Linked DNA regions of Mus musculus: regions 1, 2, 3, 4, 6 and 7 are each linked to region 5. Evidence: chromatin loops called from intact Hi-C (ENCODE). Cell type or tissue: heart. All regions are shown on one strand.

What was found. Hi-C counts contacts between places; a loop is a spot of excess contacts. Peaks named below come from ENCODE experiments on the same cell type or tissue, not always from the same donor. Only the 100,000 strongest peaks of a DNase experiment are listed, where the experiment ranks them.
Region 1: it touches region 5 in a loop (8-fold over the local background); 39 of 42 quality-filtered maps call a loop at or near these places.
Region 2: a loop joins it to region 5, with 4 times the contacts of the local background. A loop is called at or near these places in 8 of 42 quality-filtered maps.
Region 3: a loop joins it to region 5, with 2.2 times the contacts of the local background. A loop is called at or near these places in 5 of 42 quality-filtered maps.
Region 4: a loop joins it to region 5, with 8 times the contacts of the local background. A loop is called at or near these places in 14 of 42 quality-filtered maps.
Region 6: it touches region 5 in a loop (11-fold over the local background); 40 of 42 quality-filtered maps call a loop at or near these places.
Region 7: it touches region 5 in a loop (11-fold over the local background); 38 of 42 quality-filtered maps call a loop at or near these places.

The regions. Positions count from the first base shown.
Region 1 is chr8:45,452,422-45,456,421 of GRCm38, forward strand. No RefSeq gene overlaps it. Among named protein-coding and RNA genes, the nearest start is that of Tlr3, 44 kb to the left of the region's middle. In heart, a CTCF peak has its summit at 2,062 (motif pointing right); no DNase peak of the experiment used is centred here.
Region 2 is chr8:45,360,679-45,364,678 of GRCm38, forward strand. The region is part of intron 1 of Fam149a (family with sequence similarity 149, member A); the gene reads right to left. Among named protein-coding and RNA genes, the nearest start is that of Fam149a, 20 kb to the right of the region's middle. In heart, a CTCF peak has its summit at 1,841 (motif pointing right); no DNase peak of the experiment used is centred here; H3K27me3 peaks cover 306 bases.
Region 3 is chr8:45,882,629-45,886,628 of GRCm38, forward strand. It overlaps Pdlim3 (PDZ and LIM domain 3), which reads left to right and starts at 2,859. Exons shown (of 8, transcript NM_001374652.2): 1 at 2,859-3,044. The coding sequence starts at 2,952. In heart, CTCF peaks have their summits at 2,154 and 3,428; DNase peaks (open chromatin) are centred at 2,093 and 2,803; H3K4me3 peaks cover 2,291 bases; H3K27ac peaks cover 2,600 bases.
Region 4 is chr8:45,794,792-45,798,791 of GRCm38, forward strand. It overlaps Sorbs2 (sorbin and SH3 domain containing 2), which reads left to right. Exons shown (of 24, transcript NM_001205219.1): 16 at 187-1,767. The region is part of intron 1 of Sorbs2os (sorbin and SH3 domain containing 2, opposite strand); the gene reads right to left. Among named protein-coding and RNA genes, the nearest start is that of Sorbs2os, 23 kb to the right of the region's middle. In heart, CTCF peaks have their summits at 252 and 1,640 (motif pointing right); no DNase peak of the experiment used is centred here.
Region 5 is chr8:45,932,453-45,936,452 of GRCm38, forward strand. Ccdc110 (coiled-coil domain containing 110) reads left to right here and starts at 2,167. Exons shown (of 7, transcript NM_001033246.3): 1 at 2,167-2,262; 2 at 2,566-2,712. The coding sequence starts at 2,253. In heart, no CTCF peak of the experiment used is centred here; a DNase peak (open chromatin) is centred at 2,439; H3K4me3 peaks cover 638 bases; H3K27ac peaks cover 548 bases.
Region 6 is chr8:45,815,327-45,819,326 of GRCm38, forward strand. All of the region lies in intron 21 of Sorbs2 (sorbin and SH3 domain containing 2), which reads left to right. It overlaps Sorbs2os (sorbin and SH3 domain containing 2, opposite strand), which reads right to left and starts at 3,971. Exons shown (of 6, transcript NR_045739.1): 1 at 3,779-3,971. In heart, a CTCF peak has its summit at 1,850 (motif pointing right); no DNase peak of the experiment used is centred here.
Region 7 is chr8:45,437,648-45,441,647 of GRCm38, forward strand. No RefSeq gene overlaps it. Among named protein-coding and RNA genes, the nearest start is that of Tlr3, 29 kb to the left of the region's middle. In heart, a CTCF peak has its summit at 1,740 (motif pointing right); no DNase peak of the experiment used is centred here.

The sequences.
Region 1 (4,000 bases), 480 kb before region 5:
GAGGTGAATCTGCAGCAGCCTGAGTTTAGACAGCATCTCATCAGATGATTGGTAGCATAATGCAATTTTAAAAAACTAAAAATAAAGAGAAAGTGTTTCCTTTTCTTTAACTGCTTACTTTTAAAAACAAATTGATGGAGACAAAGATCAGACTATAAGAAGAGGAAGGGAAAAAATGTAGGAAATTTCACAGAATCAGGTATGGTAACACGCTTAAAATCTTAGTACTTGGGAGGCCGAAGCAGGAGGATTGTGATTTCAAGGCTAACCTAGGCTGCATGGAAGTTTAAGGCTAGCCTGGGCTCTCTAGCAAGATGAGATCTCAAAAAAAAAAAAAAAAAAAAAAAGAGTAAAGAGAACATGAAAAGGCGGACTGGGGTGAGAATAAGGAACTAGAGAAAGTGGGAGGAGGGAGAAAAGAGGAAATAAGGATGGGGAAGGGAAGAAGGAAGGAAGCAGAAGGGGATGATGGAGAGACTGGAAGAAAGCCCCACAGCTCCGTCTGCATGTGCCAACATATCCCCAGTATTTAAAGGTCAGACAGAGTAAGGGTGGGTGTCCTGAGCCCTGAAGTATGTTCATTACACACGCTAATTAAGCAGCCAGCGTATTCTGGGTTGTCCCAGCATCCATTTTTCTATTATTCTGAATTCTCACAGAATTAAGAAGTTAAAACAGTTGTCAAGATTTGTCAAAGGAGATGTTAAACATCTCCATATACTTATATATCCAATATCTATTTATAGATTAAACATCTATAAAAAACAACAATGTCTAAATTAAGTATGTATTTTTCTTAATACAAGCAGCCCTCCATATCCTGTACTCCTATCTCATAGAAGGTATTTTCTGTTGGTTTGTCTCTTAGTTCTCATATTCTGTCAAAACCATACTCACCATATTATACGGTTTGAATCCAAGTACAACAGCCCTTCTCTTCCTCATACAGTGAAGAGGTGACCTTCTCAGTAGTCATTCATGATGTCTCCTTTGAGATTTAGTGCCTCAAAAGTGATTTAAAGCACGTGGATGGTCGTATATTCTGGGAAATTTCCCCTTTGTACAAGGGCTGAAATATTCCACTGTGCAATGTTATCCCTGTGTAGCACACTCATCTTTGTGATAATGATTGTGCAAAGGCAGCCAGCTATACCACAGGGGTGTTCTGCAAATATGGGTTACACAGTTTTTGAAGAATCATAAAAATAAAAGCATGCATTTTCCCAAAAGCCAAAAACCATGTGTTTTCTTTACAATGAGACTTTTAGTAGTAGGCCTATAATGAAGGCAGGGACACACTCACTCACACGCACACACACACTCACACGCGCACACACACACACACACACACTATGTATAATATAACATAACAGTATAATTTAGCTATATGACAATTGTATATTTTATTGTATATATTTTAATATAATTTACCTACACTATAAATACAATTTTAATGTAAATTGTCTGTACTATTATATAATATAATTTGAATGTAATTTTCCTAGAATATAATTTCAAAATTAGACATTATGCAATGCAACTTTAGCATAATGGGACATAATACAAATTTCAAGTATAGACATTGAATGTCTGGGGCAAATCCTAAAACAGAATTTCAAAGAGGCGTTCTAAGTGACAACTGAGAAGTATCCTTTTTCCTCACTGGTAACATGTTTATTTAGAATTTTATGCTTTTCCACTTTGTATAAAGGCGCTGGACTCTCATCTGTGAGGCTGACAAGGGGGGATTGTTTGCAGAGTTAACCGATAAAAGATCACTCGAAGATTCAGTAGGGATTGAAGTATCTTGAATCTAACCGGAAGAATGTTGCACTATGAATGAGATAAATGTGTGATCTACTGCCCCGAAGGCTGAGTTGGACTCTGGGGCTGTAACCACCCAGATAAGTTAGACAAAACCAGGATTATTGGGGTCTGGATTTTACCCAGTGAATTCTGCCAATCATTTCCTTCCCGTTGGCGAGCGAGCAGCAGATTGCTGTTCACAAAGTCCTCAGATTACCCACAGGGTGCTGAGAGAATATTAAAATAAATTCCAGTTCTGCCCATTGACCACAAGAGGGCATTGTTGTTCTCTGGATGTACAGCCAAGAGTTCTAACAGGAAACCATAGGAAGCCTACAATGCAGGGTACAAGTAGTAGACCTGGAATGCCAGGGCTGTGCCCATGCACCACGGCTGCCAGTCACATTGCCAACAGAACATCACCCCCACGCTGAGTAGCGGAGAAAAGGAGAGTATCTTCAACACCCTGTTCTAGTCCCTTAAGTCTCTTCCTATGTGTTGAGCTCTCGGTACCTATCTGTGACCATACTATGCACTCTGGCAGGGGTTGGTCCATCGCAATGAGTACCTTAAGACAGGAATTTACCCATCGGCATGATAAAATAGTGTGGATCATCTCTCCCTGAGGAGACTACTGAGTCTCCTGGGGGGTAGGGTGTCCATCTTTCCTTTTGTTTCCTTTCTTCTCATCTCTGTGGGTGACCATCTCCTTGCTCTCCATTTCCAGCGCCCCAGATCTCAGTGATCACTTTTGGTTTTTCTCACAGCCTCTGCTAGCTTCCGGCCTCTGCTAGCTTCCGGCATCCAACCCTCCTTTCTGCAGTGTCCTCCAGTCTTACCTAACATGTCACCTACACAAAGACCTTTCCTTAAGCTTTATTTAAATCCGCAGGCTGGGGCGGTTGCATCTGAGTAGCTCTACCTCGCTCACACTGTCTGACACATGATGTATTTTTATGGTGTCTATTGCCAGTCCCTTGCTAAGGAATGCGATTCACAAGGGAGTTTCTGTCTATTTTGTCCTCGACCATATCTCATTGCTTCCCAAAGTGCCCAGCACATGATCAACATGTGGTAAACCTATTTTGAATGAATTAAAAAAAAAAAAGTATTTAACAGAGAATTTTCCCAAGCCTGGGCAGAATAAAAAACAAACAACAAAACCAACTTGTTAACGTGAGCAACCAAAGCTGTTCAGAGAACAAAAGTTAAAGGTCACTAATGGAGGGAACCATGAAAGCCTGCAGTAACATCACAGCTCTGATAGTGGATATTAGCCCAGAAACTTAGAATACCCAAGATATAAGATACAATTTGCAAAACACATGAAACTCAAGAACGAAGACCAAAGTATGGACACTTTACCCCTTCTTAGAATTGGGAACAAAACACCCATGGAAGGAGTCACAGAGACAAAGTTTGGAGCTGAGACGAAAGGATGGACCATCTAGAGGCTGCCATACCCGGGGATCCATCCCATAATCAGCCTCCAAACGCTGACACCATTGCATCCACTAGCAAGATTTTATTGAAAGGACCCAGATGTAGCTGTCTCTTGTGAGACTATGCCGGGGCCTAGCAAACACAGAAATGGATCCTCACAGTCAGCTATTGGATGGGTCACTGGGCTCCCAATGGAGGAGCTAGAGAAAGTACCCAAGGAGCTAAAAGGGTCTACAACCCTATAGGTGGAACAATATGAACTAACCAGTACCCCCTGGAGCTCGTGTCTCTAGCTGCATATGTAGCAGAAGATGGCCTAGTCGGCCATCATTGGGAAGAGAGGCCCATTGGTCTTGCAAACTTTATATGCCTCAGTACAGGGGAAAGCCAGGGCCAAGAAGTGGGAGTGGGTGGGTAGGGGAGTGGGGGGGGGTATGGGAGACTTTTGGGATAGCATTGGAAATGTAAATGAAGAAAATACCTAATAAAAATAATAATTTTTAAAAAATCTACAGAAATTGTACAAATGAGATTTTTCTGGGCTGCACAACGAGCCAAGAATTCTTTGATATGAAGACCCCTAGAAGCTGAGTCACAGGAGACTCTGGGAAGCTGAGCTTAAGGATGGTTAGTTGAAGATTTCAAAACCATCTGCCCCACAGCATTGTCTTCTGTGGTGCCAAGCTGAGAACATGTCTATAGTTCCAAGAGCGTGCTATGAGGACTTCAGTAGGAATAGGTAACGTGACAG
Region 2 (4,000 bases), 570 kb before region 5:
AGGCGCTCGCAACTCTTATTGCTGATGAGTACAGCCTCGTCACTTGGGCCCAAGGGCCGATTGGTAAAAACTGACATCTCTTGTTTTCATCTCCTGTCGATCACCTTTACTTTAGCTGAAGGCACGCACAGATAAGCCATTCTCCTAAATTTTGGATCCCTAAAATGACATACCACAGGGAAAGTCTTGGGCCTTGCTCAGCTTCTTCTCTTTAAATCTGAAACTCGTGTCGGGATCCAGAGGATGAATGTGGGGTCTTTGGACTCCTTTCTCGGGTTCCCTTCCCAATGTGGATGCGCTGAATAAAATTCCTTCCTGATTTTTTAAAAAAACATTACTCATCTTTACTTTTACCATTCCTTTTATTGGCATATGGAATGGATGGCAGAGCCTTTGGGGGCTTCCAGAACCACCATGGCTTTGGCTCTCAAAGCCCCAGTTTCGAGAGGAGCCACCAGCCTTCTACACAGACAGAGAACAACGGAGGTTCTTGCAGGGATAGGATAACCTTGTTGACCTTCTTGTTTAACAAACACAGCAAAGGCAGGCACATGCCGACAGTTCCCCATGAATACTCACTTCTGCTCTCTGCCATCTTCCCGGCCCTTATCCCACTCTCTGTTTCCAGTCTTTGTGCTTGCTGGTGCTATTGCAACCTATTCAGCAGGTTTCTCCCAGAACTCTGGGTAAGCGGTCCTGCTTCCTTTTAGTCCAAGTCAGTGGTTCTCTCCACTACTCCTCCAACACGACTCCCCTGTAGCACACTGCCGTTTACTTAAAATTCATCAGATTTCATTGTGTTCCCTCTAAGCCATACCACCATTTGTGAGTTGGCCCTTTGGTGAATGTCAAGGCTTCTGATAGGATTTTTAGGATCTTTGAAGACCACGTGATATAAGAAAACACTTCAGCTCTTTCTGAGTTCTTTATGAGCCACACCTTTGACTTCAGCTGTGATCAATGAATGCTGTGTCGGATCTCATTCCTGAACAGAGCCCATCTCCTAGTGTTGCCTAGGGAGACAGTCTTACCTTCAGAGCTTTGGACACCCAAAGGGCAGGGTCTGAGCTGAAACGACGACCATCTAATGCACACCTAGGCCAGGACTGCTCAATTATGCATAGCTCTTGTCCTGACTCCTATTTCCCAAGGGCCCTGTTCAGCACCCCAACAGTTCCACTTTCATTTATTTCTATGGCATTTAGTTCATGCCTATCTTTGTTCCAGCTTCAAAATCTAGAACAATGCTTCCTGCTTAAGTAATGAAGTGATAGAAATCTTCTTATCTAGTGGATCCAGACCACCTACCACTGCCCAGAAGACAAGGGAATACATATTTGCAAATGAATGCTCATTTATAAGCACAACTACTCACACACACACACACACACAGACACACACAGACACACACGCACATAGACACACATACACACACATACGCACACACACACACATACGCATGCACACACACAGACACACACACATATATACACACACACGCGCGCGCACACACACACACACACACACACTCACACACACACACACCCCTTCCAGTTGGTTCTATTTCTCTGAAGAGCACTGACTAATACCTAATCCTCTGGTGAAAACGGGGGGATGAGCTCAGTCACTAGTAAGACCAATGGCGAGTGGCTCATTGTCACGAATGTACCTTAATAATAGATGTTAAAAATAGAGCCTCCTTAAATATGAAATTACTGTTAAATTCGAAAACTAATACTTAATATTTGTACTAATCTTCCTTTTTCTTTTCCCCAATTACTGTTTAGCCAAGACTCTGATATGAAAATATTGTGGCCCAAGGCTCAAAGAAAAATCCAATAGGTGGCGCCACGTCCCTTTTAGTTGTTAGTTTCCTTACACAGTTTTTGATACTGCTTTACCATTTGAGGTTTTGTTTGTTTTTTTTGTTTGTTTGTTTGTTTGTTTTGTTTTGTTTTGTTTGTTTTTCAAGATTTAGGATTTACTAGATTTTCATTCCAGAAGGGACGGCGAATCTTGTTCAGATCTGGAACCACTCTTTCTGTGGTAATTACCCGGCACACCCGGCACACAGGAAGTGCCTTCAGATTAGAATCTACCACGGGTGGATGGAGAGCTTGCAATTTGTCAGGCGAGTAGGACCAGAAGCTTCATCTTATCCTGAAACCTATCCTGAGTGAAGCTCCTCTCCGATACAAAGGGACAAGCAAGGTCAGCAACATTGTGTAAAATGTCAGGGGCAAGAGGTTTTATACACACTGGCCCAGGCTGACCTTATATATTTACTTTATAAAGATTCATCTCAAACTCATTAACTGAATTCATTGTAGTGGAGTTCTTTTCCTTCCGTGCTTCTTTTATTTACATACAACAAATATGTTCCACAACATTTGTTAACATTTAGAATTTATTAAGCATGTCTCGTTTGTCAGACCCTGCTCTCAGTGCTAGGTATAAGAGAGTATTCATGTTTCATAACCGTTTATTGTGAATGAGGAAAAAATAAATAAAAAGGAAAGAAGGCACATTGCTACTCCTTGTTACGGTGGAGAAAGTTTATTATAGACATGTGGGAGAGTATAGCCAGAGACAGGCACATCTGGGAGAATCCAGAGTGATAGTGACCCTGAGAGGAGAGGGGGGAGGGGAAGAGATGGAGAGAGAGGAGAACCAGGCTCTGCAGCCAGGAGGCCAAAGGTACAAAAAGGGCAGGTAGCCAAAATGGCTGGATTAAATAGGGGAAAGCCTCTGGACAAAGGGCAGCCCAGCCTCTGGGCTGGAGAGTTCAGGTTACAGGGCAGGGTGTTATATCCATACCCTGTAACAAGTAGGAACTGAGGGATGCTGGGAGAACTGGCAGCCAGGTCTGTTTTAATATGCCAAATAGGTACCCCAGTTGTTTGTCTGGGTTTGAAACTTAACATCTTCCTCTACAGAATCAGGACAAATAGGTTTCCCCGAGTCTCGATCAGGCTAGGAAAATCAGAAGTGTTACAGCTCTTAGAAAGGAAGCAAAAAGGTTTGGGTGGCCTGCCCAAGACAGGTAGCCAGGGTCCTGGGTCTCATCCACTACCACAGCAGTGCCAGTGTCAGCGGCAGAGGTGACTGAGGCTGGCGGTGGTGAGCAGTGTGTCGTGTGTGGCGGTGCGCGGTGCGGTGCGGTGCGGTGCGGTGCGGTGCGGAGCCTGTCCAGTCAGTCAGGTTCGAGGTTCAACGATTAATGCTTCCGGAAAGAAACCTCTTCCCCAAGTGTTTACATCTCAGTAAAAACTCTTAGACCATCCTCCGTAAAAATAACTTGTGCACTTTATTCCATGTGGGCAGGGGCTTTATAAACATTGAGGAGTAGAGTGGGACCCAGGGCTAGATGCTCAGTTTTGAGATGACGGGAATGCTCTATTTGCATGGGGAAGGACACTGGGTAGTTTCCCTACCTGACAGATTGTCATGGTCCTCTCAGTGGGGTGTCATGATAATGGGTTCCTGAGCAGGGAGAGGTCCCACTCCTACTCTTCTCAATTCTGAGATTCAGAAGGTTTGAGCTCACTTAACCTTACTTACTAGTTCTTCTGTCTGGTGGCACGGTCTATTTGCCCCACGAACACACCGAGGGTCACTGTGATTAATTCTATGCTGCAGGTCAAAAATCTAAGGCGGAGGCTGCATGGCGTATTCAACGTGTAATTCAATCTGCAGGGTACGCCAGAGCCCTCTCTGGGTGACATGAGGACTCTATGGGCTGCATTATTTAGCAACATACTAATTGCTAGCCTGAGAAGGGATCACAAACGGAAAACTCTAAGACTTGTTACAAAGAAAAAAAAATATAAAATCCTATGAAGTTCACTCTTTTACCCAAGATCACAGAAAGATGCAAGGTTCGTATATTACTCATAATGAAACACATGTCCAAACTCTGAAAGGAGATGGTGAAATCTCTAAAGGACATTATTTGTTGGATAGAAACGTGACATTGTCATCATTACAATGCTTTATCGGA
Region 3 (4,000 bases), 50 kb before region 5:
GTATGTAAAAATAAACAAGCATGCCCATCTCATTTGTATAAACTTGCTTTGCTACAAGAATATATGCATACTGAAGATTTTTAAAGTAGATTTCTTTATGATTTATTAGTAACAATTTTTGGCTTACAACTTACTTTATATTACATATGTGTGTATATATGCTATATGTATATATGTGAACCGATAATTATCAAATTTGCTCTATGCTCCCAGCAGGTTTGTAGGCCTCCTCTACACCCACCCAAATATTTTGGATTCGTGAATGAAAAGACACAAATGCAACCTCTATATTTTAATATGCCTTAACTATCTCAGTAGCTTGGCCACTCCTGAACCTCCACGTGGCTAACACACTCCCCTCCGATATTCCTGAGTAAATACTTACTAAATCTGTATTTTATCTTTGCTGCCCTGGACCCTACAGGGCAGCCCTCTGGGGCTGCTCTCCCCTTTGCACCTACATTCCTGCTGTCTCTCCCTCCTGCACCTTCCCTGTGTGGTCTGTCTCCTATGCCCTTGTCATGGTGGAATCCTTGTGTTTCTTGCCCATGAATCCTAAAAGTCCTGCCTCTGTCTCCCTGCCCAGCCACTGGCCACTGGCAATGGTACTTCCCAGTCAGAGCCAACTGTGGGCAGGGACCCTCAGCACAGATGTGAAGGTTCCTGTGTGATTTGGGGAGCTGAATTAACACAAACAATATTAGAACCAACCCCCACTATATATGTATGTATGGAATATGTATGTGTGTTTGTATGCATGTATGTATGTATGTATGTATGTATGTATGTATGTATATTCAGGTTCATATCAAATTTCCTGAATAAAAATGAGTCATTAATGGAAAAAGTTGAAGAAGCTCTGATCTAATGGCACCAAATATTTGGTGCAATGATTATATATATACGGAGAGAGAAAGAGAGTGAGGGGGGGGCAACCGGACCTATTAGCCAAATCATGAGATAGGTTTAAATAATTGGTGATGACAGTTATACAACATCTCATTATTTTTGCAACAGTTATTTGTGTGTGCAGACATCTGTGTGTGTGTAGCTGTGCATGCGTGTATATGTGGGTGCACACAGAGGTGTGGGGCAGGGTGGGGGTGTACAACAACCTAGCCAGTGACTGACAGAGGAAACGTGGTCTATAATCATACACCTATTCACAGTAGACAAAATCAACAGAACATGTTATGTTTATTTTACTGATAATTCAACAAAGTAGGACACTGGAAAATACCTGGATCTAGAAAATTGGCCTTTCTATCCCCTGAGACCCAGGCAGCCCAGCACAGTGGGTGGAGTGGTGCCATCCCTGGCTCTGGGTGGGCTGGTGACATTCCTGCCCTGAGCTTTCCCAGACTGTTTTGTTCCATTTACAGGTTCCTGGATCTGTTATCTTTGCTCCAAGCACCGTCCAAACAGAACGCTCTATTGCAAGTGCTCTGCTCTCCTGGGCCAGGATGACCCTGTGCTTGCTCGTTAAGTCCAAGACCCTTCTCTCGGGTTTTAGGCAATTCACACTTCTCTTTCCCCATCCTTGCCTCTCTTCTTAAGAATCAGAGCATCCTAACCCATAGCACCAGATACACTTGATTCTACACTACATCTAAACCAGGATGCTACCCAGACCCCCCCCCCCCACACACACACACACACACCTCTCCTCCTGGTCCAAGCAGACCCTCGAGTTGAGCTAACCTGGATTGTTTATTTTACTTCTACCATTTGTTAGCTATAGGATTTGATGTGAGCTCTTCCAATTCAGAGAAGCTATTCGCCAGCCTGAGAAATGACACCAGCCAAAACAAAGGCACAAAGACACAGGTAAAGCAATCATTACCACACCTGGACCACAGAGGTGACCAACAAATCTCCTTGGTGACCTTCTGCCGTTTCCACTTTCCCAGACGGATTCCTTCCATTTACGGGTTCTTAAATCACTTTTTTCTTTTCTCCCAGTACATCGGAACAGAATGCTCTATTGCAAGTGCTCTGCTCTGGGTCCCCTTTACTCCCACTCCCACAGACACCTTCATTTTGGCTGCAGCATCCAGAGAGGCGTCCTGACTCTTGCCTCCATGTATTAAACAGCCGTGTCCAACATGCAGAGTCTAAGCAGTGTGCTGCCGCCTGCGGCTGGGATAGTTGTGAATGTAGCCCAAACTTAAAACGAAACGTACTTAGCACGCGGTGAGATATTGAGGGGTAAGCAGGGCAAAAGAGGGGGTGATTCCGAGCGTAAACTTCACAGATAACAAAGTCATTTCTGTATCACAAAGACAAGCACAATCTGCGTGGGAACATATATTTTAATTATAGAAATACTCGACTTTTTTTGTTTTTTATGCTGTGCGGGGCGCTGCACAGAAACATTTCATTTTATTGCCACCAAATCCTTCCAATACTCCTACAAGTACAATAATTACTCCTGTTTTTACAGCCGAAAGAAATGAAGACTTTAACTTGACCAAAGCTAGATACTAAGAGAGAACATCAACGCGTGCACAAAACTGCTAAATTCCTAAGTGCCTGGTTGTGCTTGGGTTTTATTTTAATTGAAAGCATAGAGGCTGCGGTGTGATTGCTTTTAACTTCCCAGTAAAGTGCACCGCTGAGCAAGTAGACGATAAACAGGAGGACAGGTGTTACTTAATGGAATGATGGAAGCTGTAACCCGAAGCCTCCTTGGGCGGGGAGAGGTCTGGGCGACTGCACCCAGCTGGGAGCGCCTCTGACCAGGCGCTGTCTCTCACTTCCAAAGTTGGAGCTCTCCTTGGTGGGAGGGGGCGGGGAAGAGGGGAGGCCAGTGACGTCACTCGCAGCAGGGATAAATCTCCGGGACAGCATTCCCAGTTAGGTCGCAGCCCCAGGAGCTAAGTAGGTTGTCCGGTTCCGAGACAAGCGCTTTGCAGAGCCACCGTCGCTGGACCCACTCGAGGGAAGGCACCATGCCCCAGAACGTAGTTCTCCCGGGTCCTGCGCCCTGGGGCTTCAGACTCTCTGGGGGCATAGACTTCAATCAGCCTTTGGTCATCACCAGGGTAGGTGTTTTCCATTCTGATTTTGTGCTACAGGTCACCTGGCATCCGAGAGTAGCCCTGGAGTTAAAGAGAGAAACCAAGAGACCCAGGGAGGGAGGCAGGATGGTGCACTGGCGGGGGCCTGAGCTTCTGGCTCCCAGTTAGACTTCAGCAACAAGCTGGAGGATGCAAAGCAGTTCTGAGATTTAATCAAGGCAGCTCACAAACTCTGCATCCCTTTTCCTTGGTCCCCAGCCACATTAGCCAGAAAGGTCAACTGACAGTGCTGGGCTCAGAGGAGGGCTCCATAGCTGAGGGGTGCTTTTGGCTCCCCACCACACACACACACACACACACACATCAGATATGGAGAGCAAGAAAGAGGTGTCACTCTAGTGGTTATTTGGTGGCTCTACACTTGCATCTGAGCAGTTTTCTTGCCTGGATGGGAACTTCAGCAGGGTACTGTTCTCAGGGCACAGCTTGGACTGGCCAAGTCGGAACCTCTCATATCAGCCAGACAGGGAAAATATTACTAATGTGTATTCCTCCGTTTCCAGGCATTTTGGATAAATATTTTTCCAAAGCTTGGAACTTGGCTGACGAAGCATTACCTATAACTCAAACTGCAAAGAAAACCTGGGCTATAGTTTACCTGATAGAGAGCAACCACTCAGTCTAATAACTTTAAAAAGGAAGACTGTAGTAGCAAAAAACCAAACTGCCTTATTCCAGGGTATCTTAAGCAGAACCCAACAAGAAGGAGGGTGTAAAAATGAAACCCAGGGTTCCTTTTCTGTCAGCAAATTTCTAGAGTAATTGTTAAGCATCTAGTTGATAACTTCCTCAACTTTTGAAAGCAATCTTTTCAGTTACTCATGCAAGCCGTTCGAAACGTGAAAGCACAAACTTTTAAATGTTATCATTTTATGTTCCAAGTGTTATGGTTTTCTTATTTTATGCTTCTCTGCTCATGC
Region 4 (4,000 bases), 140 kb before region 5:
GTTGCACTGAAAAATATTATCTTGCTTCCCTCTGAAATTAAAGCTATGTGTGTTAAGGTGGCCTATATTAAACCCACACTAACTGCCTTCTCTTTGCTGTGCTAATATTGACATGCTCTCCTTTCTCTGCGAACCTTTTAACTTCTCCAAATGTCTTTCTCCTGCCATGCCGCTCTGGACTGAAAGGTGGGGATGATAGCAAAATGTGTCCGCCCCTTTGCAGTTACTCGGGGCTCAATGGCACCCCCTCTGGTGAGTTAGAGTGCTGCAACGCTTACAGACAACATTTGGACGTCCCCGGGGACTCGCAAAGGGCCATCACTTTCAAGAATGGCTGGCAAATGGCCCGGCAAAATGCAGAGATCTGGAGTAGCACTGAAGAGACCGTTTCCCCCAAAATCAAATCACGTAGCTGCGATGATCTCCTGAATGACGACTGCGACAGCTTCCCAGACCCTAAAACCAAGTCAGAGAGTATGGGTTCTCTGTTATGTGAAGAAGACTCCAAAGAGAGCTGCCCCATGACATGGGCGTCCCCCTACATCCAGGAAGTGTGCGGGAACAGCAGATCTAGGCTCAAACACAGGTCAGCCCATAATGCCCCAGGCTTCCTCAAAATGTACAAGAAAATGCATCGCATCAACCGCAAGGACTTGATGAATTCAGAGGTCATTTGCTCGGTGAAATCCAGGATCCTGCAGTACGAGAAGGAGCAACAGCACAGGGGGCTGCTGCACGGATGGAGCCAGTCTTCCACCGAGGAGGTGCCCAGGGACGTGGTGCCCACTCGCATTTCGGAATTTGAAAAGCTGATTCAGAAGTCGAAGTCTATGCCCAATCTAGGAGATGAAATGTTATCTCCTATAACCCTAGAACCCCCACAAAATGGTTTGTGTCCCAAGAGGCGATTTTCTATCGAGTCTCTGCTGGAGGAAGAAACTCAGGTTCGTCACCCTTCTCAGGGTCAGCGAAGCTGCAAGTCTAACACCCTGGTGCCCATCCACATCGAGGTCACCAGCGACGAGCAACCTAGAACACACATGGAGTTTTCCGACAGTGACCAAGATGGGGTTGTGTCCGACCACAGCGACTACGTTCACGTCGAAGGGTCGTCCTTTTGTAGTGAAAGTGACTTTGACCACTTTTCATTCACATCCTCTGAAAGCTTCTACGGATCGAGCCATCACCACCACCATCACCATCACCATCACCGACACCTCATCAGCTCCTGCAAAGGCCGATGCCCGGCTTCTTACACTCGATTTACCACAATGCTAAAACATGAAAGAGCTAAGCATGAAAACATGGACCGACCCAGAAGGCAAGAAATGGATCCTGGCCTGTCTAAGCTTGCATTTCTAGTCAGCCCTGTGCCTTTCCGAAGGAAAAAAATCCTGACTCCCCAAAAACAGACTGAAAAGGCAAAATGCAAAGCCTCAGTAGTTGAAGCTCTGGACTCTGCCCTGAAAGACATTTGCGACCAAATAAAAGCCGAAAAGCGGAGGGGAAGCTTGCCAGACAACAGCATCCTGCACAGGCTTATCAGTGAACTGCTGCCACAGATTCCTGAAAGGAATTCATCTCTTCATGCTCTCAAAAGGAGCCCCATGCACCAGCCTTTCCACCCACTGCCTCCAGATGGTGCTAGTCATTGTCCCCTGTACCAAAATGATTGTGGGAGAATGCCTCACAGTGCCTCTTTCCCTGACGTGGACACAACCAGCAACTACCACGCACAGGACTATGGGAGTGCACTGAGCCTCCAAGGTGGATGCTCTTTCCTTTCTTTGTCTCACGTGGCACAGATCCCATCCTTTCTCGTATTCGTTTTTTTCCCATCCTGCATCTCATCACTCTTGAGCCGTGAGACCACGTGACGTCATTATGTGTTGCCAAGGAAAGAGCTGTGTGGTGCGGCGTGTTTGACTACGTAGTTCTCATTTGCCTGTGTGCTATTTGACATTCATGTGTTGGCTGAAAGTACTCATCAATTCACAAACATTTACTCACTTAAAACTAAAAGAAAACGCAAATTTGTCACTTAATAAAAACAAGTCGGATGTTGTTTAAAAAAAAAAAAAAGAAAGAAAGAAAAAGAAAAGAAATGATAAATCTCCACATTCTTAAAGGCTATATTTACTTATACTAATGCTATACAGCATGCTTCACAAACAGTAGATCCAAATGTTTTTTAAAAAGCAGGCTATATAACTGGAAAGCTTCAAATCAAGACATTGATTCAAATCCAGAAACCAATTTTCTAGCAAAATAACCCATTTTCTTTGGCTATCTAATATCCTAAAATAATCACCTCTCAAATTCAAAAGGCTAAATCAAGACAAAAACTATAATTCAATATATGTATCCCTAAGATATATTTAGATTCATTATGAACCAAAGCCAGTGGTTTCATGGACTTTTCTTAGATTTTTATATTAACCTTAGAACACTATACTTATTCACGCAAAGAAGTTGGTCCCCACAAATTGTTTACTAACTCCCTCCATTTAAAGGGCACAATTTGAAAAATAAATAAAGGGCACAATTTGGATGGAATTTTGTAAATGTATCTTTTAGATATAGATATGACTTCTATCATTCAAGGATCTCATTTTCTTCTTTCTATTACTTGATATACACACTTGCTATTTCTGTTAGGATAAACTTGTACTGAAATGTGAATTGGATTATGCTAAACATGACTCTTGAATAAGTCCATTTCACAGTTAACACAAATGTTAGAAGGCAAATGACAGTTCTAACCAGAGGTATTTACTGAAGTTAACATAACTTTATAACAGCATGCTTTGGTGCTTTTAGCTACTTCCCAAGTGAATCTGTGTAGGACAGACATGTCATGAGGCTGGAGTAAATATTCCAGACTTGGGAGTGGGCTGTCAGTAGCGAGGCTTTAGACACTAGCTCTGCAGAGAGCTTTAGCTAGATGCATTGTCCAACTGAAACCAACATGAGTCAATGGATTTGTATTATTATAAATGCATTTGTATTATTATAATATAATATTATTATATTGAGAAATTGAAGGACAAAGAGGATAAAGTTTCTCAATATAACACAGATTACAGTAACAGCAAGAGAAGTCAAAGCCCTGTTAACTAAAAATATACAGCATAAAATATAATTTCTAATGGCAAAAAACCACAAAATTGTTACTAACGACTGGACAATTTTACTTATTGGTATTTACCTTCACTTTAATTTGTACTGTACAACATGCTGGAAAACAATAAATTAGAATAAAAGGGGATGAGGTGATGGCTCAGTAGTTAACAGTCATTGCTTATCTACCAGAGGACCCGGGTTCAGTTCCCAGTGTGCACATGGCAACTCACAATGGTCCATATCTCCAAACCCAGGGAAAGACTGCCATCAAAGACACTGCACACACATGGTGCACAGACATACATGCAGGCAAAAACCCATACACAAAAATAATGTCATATAAAAAGGATAGAACAGATAGAATAATGATTTAATAATATTAATAGTATACTTTTTAATTTACTTGATAAATAAAATAAATTTCGAATTCAAAAACTTAGATAGACACTTTCTATTTAAACTGAAACAAGTTGTAATCCAATTTTTTAACTACCTTCTTCAGTTTTCTGATACCCTGATATATAGTATATAGTACATTATCAAAACATGAGTTTAAATCACTTAAAAATATACTATATACACAAATAAAAATTATCTTGATGGTTTGTAGTATTCAACATATTTATATTTGTTAGAGTGAGTAAATATTTTCCTAAACTTTGACCCAGTTACACAGGTAAAATTCTATGATGATGCTGGATACTTTTATACCTTTAGTATCATCCTGCATGCAAATCACACAACTATGTTAGGTTTAAGAAACTGAAAGGGAGATTTGCAGTTGTCATTTTTAAATGTAACTATTTATAATTTGTTTTAGTGAGAAAAAGGCCTCAGTATTTCATAAGCAATTTGGCAACTTCATATGAAGCTTTCT
Region 5 (4,000 bases):
TGTTAGTTAACAGGTAAAAGTAGATTTTTCTAAGAGGAAAATTGGTTTTGAAGTAAAAGGATTTTGAAGTGTTATGACTTTTGGCTTTAAAAAAATGATAATGTTGATTTTAATCCCCATAAGAAAGGACTTTACAATTAAAAAGTCAGGCTTTTATAAAACAGTTGTGGGGATGATCAAAATATTTGGCCAGAGAAGCCATAGCCTGACAAAATACACTTTTCTGTCTATTGATATGAGAATGAATTAGAGAAACTGTCACCGACCAAGCCAGGAAAATTTGAGCATTCATATAAGTAATCTTAGCAACAGAATAAAATCCATTGCTAACTAGTAAATAATATAAGAAACAGTGATCCATACAGAGATAATTATAGGTAAACTAGAAAACCAAAAGCTTGTGATGAATGGAGTTATTGTATAAGCCAAAATATTTTATGCAAACTATTTCTTAATCAAAAAAGAACAAAGGTTTAATATCTATGGTAGAGATTAGTTAGTCACCAAATGAACACCACACTGATGCTGTAGACCACAATCCTGTGCCACCCGAGAGACTACAATGAGGACCAACAGCCATTATGCCCCCCTGACAAGAGTGCATGGCCTGATCTACCACTAGGAAACACCCACAAAAGACACAAAAACATTTTACAGAATAATTGGTCTAGAATGTTCTAAAATGTTAAGGCCGTAGGAGTTCAAGATAAATCAAACTGATCAGATTAAAATGCATTAAATAAACAGATCATGGCAACTGGATGTAATGCCAGCCTTTAGGCTGGGACCTATGGCTACCCAGGGCATTACTGCAAGAATGTCAGTGATGCCTGGAAGCTATAGGGTGACTATGCATCAGCACTAATCTTGAATATTAACAGTGTATTGTGCTTCTTTTCAGTATTCTTATAAAATACACACCCAAATGTTCAGGAGAGATGGGATGAAGTCAGCAATTTGCTCTTAATAGTCCAGGAGGACAGGCAGATAGTTGGCGAATGGCTTACCACACAAGCATGAGAACCTGAGTTTGATGTCCACGGTAAAAGGCCAGGGGCAACATGGTGCACATGTCTGTCGCCCTTTGTCCACATTGAGGATCCCTTTGGGCTCACTGACCAAACAATAGAGACTGTCTGTGAGCTCCAGGCGCAGCAAAATACTCTGCTCCAAAAACTTTAGGTGGATCTCAATAAATAAATACAGCATAAGTCTCTGACTTCCACACTCATGTACACACACACACACACACAAACACATACATACATACCTGCATGCACACACACACACACACATACAACACACACACACACACAAAACAAATTAATAAATCTTTAAAACTTAAACCTTTTCTACTAAAGGTCATTTTTCTGATAGATTAACTGAGAAGTTATCCTAAAATAAAAGTAGATTTCTGCTGAGACCAGTGCACAGATTAAAATTGAGGTTAACATTGCAAACACTTATCATTTTGTTTTACAGTCTATGCCAACTGTTGTGACTTAGTCATCTCATGAAAATCTCCAGGTGATTTCTATGTAATAGCCAATACTCACCGTCACCATCCACAAATTAGAGTTGTCACATAATATTTCATTGTTACATTAATACCCAGCATTTGATGAACTATATTATTTTCTTTAGAATAGTGGTTTAACAGATGTATTAGGCTGAAAAATTTAAATGTATTAAAGCTGTCCAATGCGACCAAAAAAAAAAAAAAAAAGACTGTCGAGTCTTGTAAAAACCATTGCTCCAGAAAATAAGAAATTATAGCTCATGAACATTAAACCATCATGCCTCTTCCCTGAAAGTAAGCCAGGTGTAATTTATTAAGTAATAAATTATTACATCATAGTGGCTGTCAATTCCTACTCACAGTGATTTAAAATTCAGTTCTCAATGACTGTATATTCTATCTGAGATAACTGATTTTGCAAAAATAAGTCATATGTATTTATTGAAAACTTTTACTTAAAAGCTCGTGTTTTCTAACCAGTCACTCAAGCTCTGCTTCCCGGGGAAGCACCCGCCTTTTTCAAGTGTTTTATCAAGTGTACAGGAAAATCAGTGCACTTCATATAAATGAAAACCAATCACATCGTCTGCATCAGCTCCGGAAAAGGGTGGGGGTGGGCAGGGCTCCCCCCCCCCCCGACCTCCGTTACTAGGCAACGGGATGCTGCGGCTAGAAGCGGCAGAGCTGAATGCTTGGGGCAAGGCAGTTGGTGGAGAGATCTTAAGCGACAGAAATGAGCCCCGGTAAGAACGATCCGGGAGGCTGTCCTCTAGAGGGAGGCTCTGGGAAATGGAGGATAGTGGAACCACACCCATGTCCCTTCATCCCAAAGCCTCCGGAGTTTTCCGGATGGGTCTGGTGTGCGTTATCTTCCCGACCTCAAATCCCCTGCTCAGTGAGAAAGCACTCGCCTGCCCCCTGGCGGGATGCCGCCTTCACCCCTATTTGCAGAGTTGACATCTCTACCTGATCATAGCGCGCCCTCTGGTGGCCACAGAGGGCGTGGGCGACCCGAATGTCCGTGCCTCGCTTCTTCACCTTCCCAGGCTACCTTCCAGCTCCAAAAGCTGTGCTCGGGTCTGTTCCAGAGAAGCACCTCGCGGAAGAAGATGAAGTTGACTCCATTCTCCTTTCAGCATCCAAGATCCTGAATTCCTCTGAGGGGGTAAAGGAAAGCGGGGGCAATGAACCAGGTAAAATCTACGTTTTTGCAGTAAATATTGGTGGGAAATGAGCTATAGCATGGGGAGGATATTTGAAAGAATTCAAACAGCCACGAGTTCCGATAAACAAAGACTCAGATGTGTAGAGTAACTTGAGGACCACAGAACACTGCCATTGGGATCTCACTTCCTGAAGAGAAGCCCAAAGGGACAGCACCCCTCTCACATGGGTGCACAGTGGGACATCAAGAGAAGGAGCCAGGACTTATGAGCAAAGGTGGCTTTTAGATTGATGGGTGGGACCCCAATCGTGAGTTCCCCAGGTGAGGCAGAGAGAATTGATGGAGTAGACATGGGACTGGGTTCCTTTTCACACGTTAGCCAATGCAAGGCCACACCTCCCCTGATAAAAGTCAACTTGATTGAAGATGGAGAACATGGAGGATGAGTAGACCATCGCTTTCTGTATTCCTCTGTTACCAGGCATGAAGACCTGTAATCTTCCCTGAGGAACCAGCAAAGTGGGGCAGGGTAACGAGACTAAATACCATCACAGATGGTTAAAGACATTTAAATAGCCTAGTATTTACCCCTGCGCTCAACAAAGGTCAGAAAAGCTGGAGTCGCCTCAATACGGCAAGCGCATGTGTGTTGCACTTAGAGGCTGAGGAGATGGTTTCAGGAGTGAAGTTCTTACTGGGCAAACATCAGCTCGAATCCCCTGTAAAGGTCAGACTCAGGGGAGACAGAATCCGGGAAGCCATGGACCATTTAGCCTCATGAACACAGCAGCAAATAAGAAGAGTTCACCTCAAACACAGTAGATGACTGATACTCCTGTGATACTCCACAGCATGACTTATACAAATAAGAGCAGCTAGTTAACTAACTAACATAACTAACCTTAACTTGTCAGGATGCGTATGAGGGGTACCTTCTGGTTGGTTCTGGCCCTCCTTTTCTGCTTCTGAGCCTCCATCCATTTGCTCAACTGCAAGCATTTTGAAGAACCTGCTGTATCAGGCCCTGATCTAGGAGTTGGGCATCTGTAATTATCAATGACAGTTGTCACTTTGACAGAAGCTAGAATCCCTCGGGTAATGAACCTCTGAGCCTGCCTGTAGGGGATCATATGGCTTTCAATGGCTGAGGTGGGAAGAGCTGCCCACTGTGGGTGGCACCATTCCTTGGCTGTGGTCTACACAGCTTAAATGGAGAAAGGAAGCTGAGCACCCACATGAACTCATTCTTTGCTCTCTGTTTATTTACTGTGTATGCAACTCAGCTATCTGTCCCATTGTAATTCACCCTGAAAGAA
Region 6 (4,000 bases), 120 kb before region 5:
CTTTGAGGTCAGTTGCTTCTCCTTCAACTATGCAGTTTTGTAACATCTGCAGAACTTGGACGGATTCTAAATGGCACCCTGAGTTCTGGGGAATGAAGCCAAGGAATGTGGGGTTTTTCATCTATGCAGACTCCAGGGTTCCTTTCACCATATCTAAGTTAATGGGCCCTGATTTAGCTTTGGCTGGCCTGCCACACAGCTCTGCATTTCAAGGTCTTGGAGCTTAATTTTTAGTGTTCCCATTCTATTTCATAAGTACAAGTCGTGTTTCACACGTAAGGCATTCTGTGCCTTTTGCTTTGCAGAGTCAGATCTGCTTCCATTGTTGACGCAGACTCGTATTGCCATAGGGGAGGAGGGAGTGTCAGTTTGTAGAGATTAATCTCTACTGACAGCCTTCCAGAGCTAACACAAATACTCACAGGAGGCGATAAGAGACAGACAGACAGACAGACAGACAGACAGACAGACAGTAAGTTAATTTTATAAAACTTAACAGAACTCATTCATAATTTCCCATGGGTTAGTAAGATGCCTTGCTTTGAGTCGCCCTGAGGTTTTTTTCCTTGCCTATATTTCCATTTTATAAGTTTGTGTACTACTTAAATGTCTGAGGGCCAGAAGATTCTCCTTTATTTTAATATGTGTTCCACGTTCCTAATCTAAGAGAGAAAAGAGGCCGGCCAGTAAGTGATTTTTGTTTGTTAGCTGAGTCACAGCCCTCTATTTCTGGCTGACACACACTACAGCTAGCATTTGCTGAGAAAGAAAGTCTTGGGAACCCAAGAGCTCCAGAGACCTTGTCCACAATGGTTTTTAAAGTAGCATCCATACCTTTTAGAGAATCATCTAACCTACCGCTGATCCTCCTGGGGTGGCTTGAGGGAGGCATAAGTAAATACTTGGCTTTCAAACTTCTAGCTGCAATAGTGCATGTTGTCTGCTAATCCCAGATTATAGGATAAACCTCAAAGAAGCTTCATAAATTTTTATAACTGATCATATATATATATACATATATATATTGGTTTTTCGAGACAGGGTTTCTCTGTGTAGCCTTGGCTGTCCTGGAACTCACTCTGTAGACCTGGCTGGCCTCAAACTCAGAAATCCACCTGCCTCTGCCTCCCAAGTGCTGGGATTAAAGACATGCGCCACCACACCCGGCTTTGATCCTTTATATTAATCTTAATTACTGATCCTGGCTTTGCACAGTACCATGTGTTTAAAACCTGCCTCTTTTGTATCCATTTCTATATCATTTTTAAAAAAGGAAAACTCAAAGGATGTAATATGTACTTATGAAAATCTCTGGATGAAACCATTGCTTTCATATAGTTCATCCCCATGGTAACGTTGAGGAGGGAAGACAGACATTAAATATTTAGGGCTCTGTGAGGCATCATTGGGCTTTCAAATCTTTGTTGAACTCGAAAACCTTATCAAGAGAATATAACCATAGCTAAATTCTTGCTTAAAATGTCTCACATGGTAATGGCAACCTCTTAACTTGAAAGCTGCTTTCTCAAGCTCACAGTTTGCATAAGCCTCTCCAAATATTATAAGTATATAGCACTCTATAAAGATCTCAGCACACTGAGATGCTATGCATGATAGAAATGCCTGAGCAGTTAAAATAGAACTCAACCTTAAACAGTGCAGGCTAACAAGTCATTTCTTCTCAAGAATTGAGACTGCAGAAAAGGAAGAGCGTGGCCAGCAAAACAGATCATTATTACTTCCAATTATCTTGTAGGCTTCAGAACATCCTTTCAAAAAAATCAATCTAGGCCCAAGGGATTTAATCCCTGTTAACAAAAGGCGCAACTTTTACATGTTACTACCACTGACCACCACTAGGTGGCGATGGGGTGCACAAACTGTAGCAAAGATGGTATTTGGAAGCACTTTGCTTGAATAACCCACAGGAAACCCAAAACACAGATGCTGAGTTTAACCAAATCAATCCATCTAGTCCGTCATAATACGTCATTCAACAGAGGGCCAATCAAAATCGTCCTTCCATCTCTTTTTGTCATTTAATGAAGGGCAAAATGTCTTTAGATGTACGTCTGTGTAACTAACACCCACAGTGAAGTTGAACTATTACCTCTGGGGTTTTCACTGTATAGCATGTAAGATTAAGGAGAGGAATCTGTATATGGCAAAAGAAAACTATGAGGTGAATTATCTATTCCTTTATGGGCTCCACAGGGGGAAGAGGCTTCTTATCCTGTTTGTCTCCCTGATCTTAGGCTGAGGCATCTAAGCTGCATGACCAAGGTCGATAGCAGACAGTGCCCCACACAGACACAAATGCACATCCATAAGTGACCGTCAACACTACAATCCCTCTCCTCGCCAAGGACCCGTAAACTATATTAACTCTAATGCCGGAATGGGCAAGTTTCCTTAGAAACAGATCAGTAGTTATCCATTCATCTGAGGAAGATTCCTATCCAAGAAACTCTTTGAAATGTCACAAAAGTCACAATTGAATGAGATAGCGCAAACCCTTCATATTACAGGGTGGAAATTGCTGGCACACACCCAGGAATTACGTGAGCCCCACACAAAGAGCCCAGCTTTCCTAACTGTCAAAAAGACAGTGTACTTAAATAATTAGGGAGGTTGGAGGATCAAAGGCTGTGAGCAAGTAAAAGTCTAATGATAATACTAAATACCGGACTATCACCCCCAAATCTCCTTACTAACAGGTTGATACAGTTGTTAACTTCAAAAGGAATTAGAAAAGAACTGGAAGGGTAATGTGTACATTATGGGTGACTTGCACTTGTTTCTCTGTGTATTACATTAATTAATGATTCCTTAAATTAAAAGTCTCAAAAATGTCTAGAGGAAGGTCCCTCTTATGTAGCCCTGTAGGCCGGCCTTGAGCTCACTGAGATCTGCCTCCAGAGTGCTGAGATTAAAGGCATGCACCACCATACACAGCTTAGTCTTCATTATCCTTGAAAATAATATCATTTATGCATTCGATATTTTATATTTAATAATATCGTTTGTAAATTTAAATACTGTTTTATAGGAGTAAAGCATCTATGGGGCTGGGAATTCCTATCCATTCTTCAGTTTTAAATTTATGTATTCCATCATAGATATTGAAAAAAATTACAGGAATACTACTTTAAAATGTTCCCAATTAATAGGCTTACAGCAGTGAACTTAATTTGCACTAAGTTAATGATGTGGGTTAGGAAATGACGGTTGAATTTCGAAAGGGGTCTGTTCACAGTCTCATACTGACTGCAACCCCAGGGCTCTCTACCCACCCTTGGACCAGAGGTGTCTATGGACAGTGTCAGGGTAAATCCGTCTAGTTTATGATGATCAATAGTAATGATGTGTATCCAAGCACTGGTCCTGGTACCTGAAGACGTGGCCCTAGTGACTAATTGCATTATTATTAGCTTCTAGGCTCTGCGTTTGTTATCTTAGCAGGTAGCTGTCATTTAGCAGAACAATATTTGAAATGTGAATGGGTCATATGTATCTCTTTCCCTGAAACATAGCATATGGGTGGTTGATGTAAAATACACTGAGCTTCCATATTCAACAAACATGTTCAATTGCATTCTCTGAAGTATTTGTGTGGCTATACAGGATGCTAAGGCTCGTCATTTCCAATATTATAAGTATCTATTACAGATACTGGTCTTGATGCTTAGTTTAAAAAGAAAGGAAACTCTTTTGAGAGTTCAGTGCACTGGGGATTCCTACCAATATTTCTCTTCGAAGGTAAAGCATTATATGTTACCTGGATCTTGTCCGTTTGCATTCTTCTTAAAGTTCTCTGTGTTCCCTTTGGAAAACTGCATGTGCTTCCCTGACCCGGCCCTCACCCGGTTGCGAGCGGAGAGTTTAAATTCGCATCCAGCATGGGATGTCTGGCTCTTGACTTTTTCATCTGTACCGTACGTGGCAATGTCTTCCGTGAAGGGAAAGGCTGGGAGCGAGTGTGGTTCCGGCTGGGCGTGAC
Region 7 (4,000 bases), 490 kb before region 5:
ATAGAAACGATCACTTGATAGTGACACCATCTGATTCTCCCATAACCAACACTTTGCCTGCCATTATTTGGTCCTGTGTGATGACGTGTTTTCACAGAAGCAAATCCATCCTGACATCTAAAAATGCTATGTAAAGTTAACTTTCTTTTTCTTCACTTTATGACCTGGGATCCACATTTGAAACAACCATCCCCATCCCTCCCCATGTTCTGCACCATGGTTGCCTTAGTATATATAATACTATTCCAGTGAACATGACAGAAAGGAGATTAAGGATTCCAGCTATGTAGCCATGGTTGGCCATGATTCCAAAGCATTCTGGAAGAAAGAGGCATTCGGTCCATGAGAGCACCGTGGAGCTTGATAATGGGAAATCGGAGAACTGCATCGCTGTTTTATCATTGAATGACTATGGGACCTTGTGCAAGGCTACTAAGGTCTTGAAGTCTCATATTTTCCATATGTGAAGAATGCTGCTGATAATTTCTGCCTGAGAGGACTATGGCATGGATTAAATAAAACCATGTGTGGACATATGACAAACAACACATATTCAACTAGTGGCCATTGCCGTTGTCACTATCCTGTTTAATAAAGTTTCAACAGATTTTTTTTTATAGTAAGATGCATTCATGGCAGTGTAGTTTATCAGATCTGTCCATTTGCCCTCAATAGACATAATGATATGGATTGTTAGGAACAGGAGTGGCAGATTCAGGAAAGGAGCAGACACAATCGCCCTTCAGAAATGAGCTGCATTAGGGGAGATAGCCTTAAAACCAGGTAGGCCATGATTGGCCTTACCCAGAGGTAAGGCAGCATTATGAAGTTAGTACATCACACCAGCAGCAAACTGACGGGACCTTGGTGGTAAGGGAATTATAGACAATAGGAGAACATCAGCAGAGATAGCTTAAAGTGAAAGAGGAGGAGTTGGTTGCCATGGGTAGCAAGATGCAGGAAGCATACAGGGGGAGAGAGACTATAAGAGTATGTAACATGGAAGGAGGCAAAAGTCCCCTATTCCTATGTTACACATTCCCCATCCTCCACCAAGTGGGAGGGTGGTTAGCTTGGCATAGCTCAAAGACAGTTTCTGGGTGGGTATCAGAGTTGTTTGAGATAAGGAAGAGTGTTTGTTTATAATATTCTGTTATAGTTTTAGAAGAGGTAGAGACCTGAGCTCTACAGGAAGCATGATCGGGCTTGAGAGAGGGAGAGAGAGAGAGAGAGAGAGAGAGAGAGAGAGAGAGAGAGAGAGAGAGAGAGAGAGAGAGAGAAGAGAGAGGGAGGGGGAGGGGGAGGGAGAGGGAGAGAGGGGGGCAGGTTGCTAGGGAGTATGATCTAACAGATGCAATATGCCTCTATCCTCTGGTTCCTTTATGACTGCCTTTTTATTTTCCTTTCTTCCTTCTTTCCATCTGTCCTCCACTCACACCCAGAATCACACATGATGTATAATCACATGCAACTCCAGACAGACTATGATGTTAAAGCTGGCTTGTGGCAGACCCAATCTAAGCCAGAGTCAGGCTTCCAAGGCATGACCCCATCATAATTGCTGCCGTGCCTTAGACTTAAGGATTGCCTCAACGACCTTGTAAAACATGCACACGATGCTAGGAATGCATTGTTTGCAATGCTTTCACAGTTGTACAGAGGGAGCTTGACTTGATCCTATTCCTCATTCCGTTTCCAATTAGGTAACTAGGAAGTGAGAACTGCTGTTTCAAAACTTAACACTAGATGGAGCAGAGAGATCATTTTCCCCTTTCACTTTAGCCGTCCCTGAGTTTAGATGCTGTTTAGATGCTGGCTAAGTAAATCTAGAGGACTAAATAACTCTTGTAGAAATTAGAACAAATGGAAACTAAGTTTTCTCTTTTCTCGACCTCTTTATCGTTTCCTTTGTTGTCTCTTTCTCCCTGTGGTCCTCTGCAGTGCTAAACCGGATCAGTGTGTTGTTGTTGTTTTCTTTGAAGCATTGTCCTCTGGTTAAATGACCTGAACTACAAATAGCATACTTACAGGGCTAGAAGGTTAGTTTGGATGTTCAGCACTGCAATGACATATGTACAGAAGATAGTTGCCCTACTCCACATTCCAGTGACTAACGAATAAGCAAAGGGCGTCCCCTCTGCCTTTTTCCTATCGTTTATATCAAATGCCAGTAGTGAATTCCTCTCAACATGCCAGACCCAGTCAAATTGGATGCATACACAAGCATGTGTGACTTTAATATATGAAAATATAAAGCCTGAGTAGTATAACTAACTGAAAGGCTGTATGCTTAGCATGTGTGGGTGAAACACTGGGTTTGATTTTTAGCAACACACACACACACACACACACACACACACACCATGACTTGAGATCTTGAGAAGTAACTGTATAGCTATAAATTATTTATGAAACTTTGTTATCATTCAAAGACAGGTGGATCTCTATGAATTAGAAGCCATCCTGGCCTACAGAGTGAGTTCCTGACCAGCTAGGCTACTTAATGAGGCCCTGTCTCAATAACTGCCCTTGCAAAAGTTAAGGATTTTCCTAGCAAGTTAATTTCAATACAAATATATGTGTGTACTTAAGCACTAATTAAGGCAAAACTAGAAATATTATTTTTCTAAAACATTATTATATATCATTACACGTGTCATACCTCTGAGGGTAGGAGAATGGGAAAAAGAAAATGGTAATTAATGTGTTTATTAAAATTATGTGTATGATAGGGGAGTTTAAGATATATTTAATTAATCTTTGAGAGTTCCATACAATGTATTTTCATCATATTCTCTCTTTTCCTCCTCCTAACTCTTGCCAGATACTCCCCAAATCCTTACCCCCTCCTGTTTTATTTTGTTAATAACTCAGTTTGTGCTGGTCTCATATATCCATGAGTGTGCAGCCATTCCCAGGAGCATGGTTGTCTCTTAGACAAAGTGACTCTTTCTCCTCCAGAAGCCAGCACCTGCCCACAGCTCCTCAATAGAGGAGGGGTCTCACAGGCTGGGACTCTGACTTGATCATATGCAGGCCACTGTGGGTTCACCAGTGCAGTGCCATGAAGACACTGTTCTATTCTGGTTCTTCTCACCCTCTGGATTTACAATTGTTGCTCCCCCTCCTCCTTGTGATGGTCCCTGAACATGTGCGTATGTGTATGTGTGTGTGTGTATGTGTGTGTTTGTGTGTATATGTATGTTTGTATGTGTGTGTATATGTGTATGTATGTGTGTATATGTGTGTATGTGTGTATGTATATGTGTGTTGATGTGTGTGTGTCCATGTGTGTGTCTCTCTGTGTGTGCATGTGTGTGTCTCTCTGTGTGTGCATGTTTGTGTGTGTATGTATATGTGTGTTGATGTGTGTGTGCATGTGTGTGTGTGCATGTGTGTGTCTCTCTGTGTGTGCATGTGTGTGTGTGTGTGTGTGTTGATACAGATGTCACCTTTTTGGCTGAGCACCTCACTGACACTCTGCACTTTAACTAGTTGTGAGTCCCCATGCTGACCACCCTTCACTGCACAGAGAGTCAGGAGAAACGATCTTAAGAGAGAGGGAAGTAACGGAATACAGGTGACATGAGAACAGAAGGGAAAGAGAACCTTCTGGAAGGGGAAGGAGCCCAGAGTATGGGGAAAGGAGAGAAAAGCACAATGACACGTAAGCAGAACAAGGCCATCGTGAAAGCCATTGCTCTGCATTCTAACTTAAAACAAGGTCAGTGGGGTAAAATACAATGAAAAACAGCAATTATACGCACACAGCAATCTCCACAGATATGGGTGCTGTCAGCAAATAAGGTAAAATGTACTCAGATGTTTTTATTTTCTTGCCTATCCAGTAGAAACTTCCTCTGCACTCTTTGTCATGTGTTCATGGTCTTTGGGAACGGTGGTGGCTTTCTGTTCAGATGCTTTGCTCAGGTTCTCTTTGTTGGATTTGACTTTGCATACAGGTTGTGTCCCCTAGTCTTTCCAGCAAAGGTGTCCGATG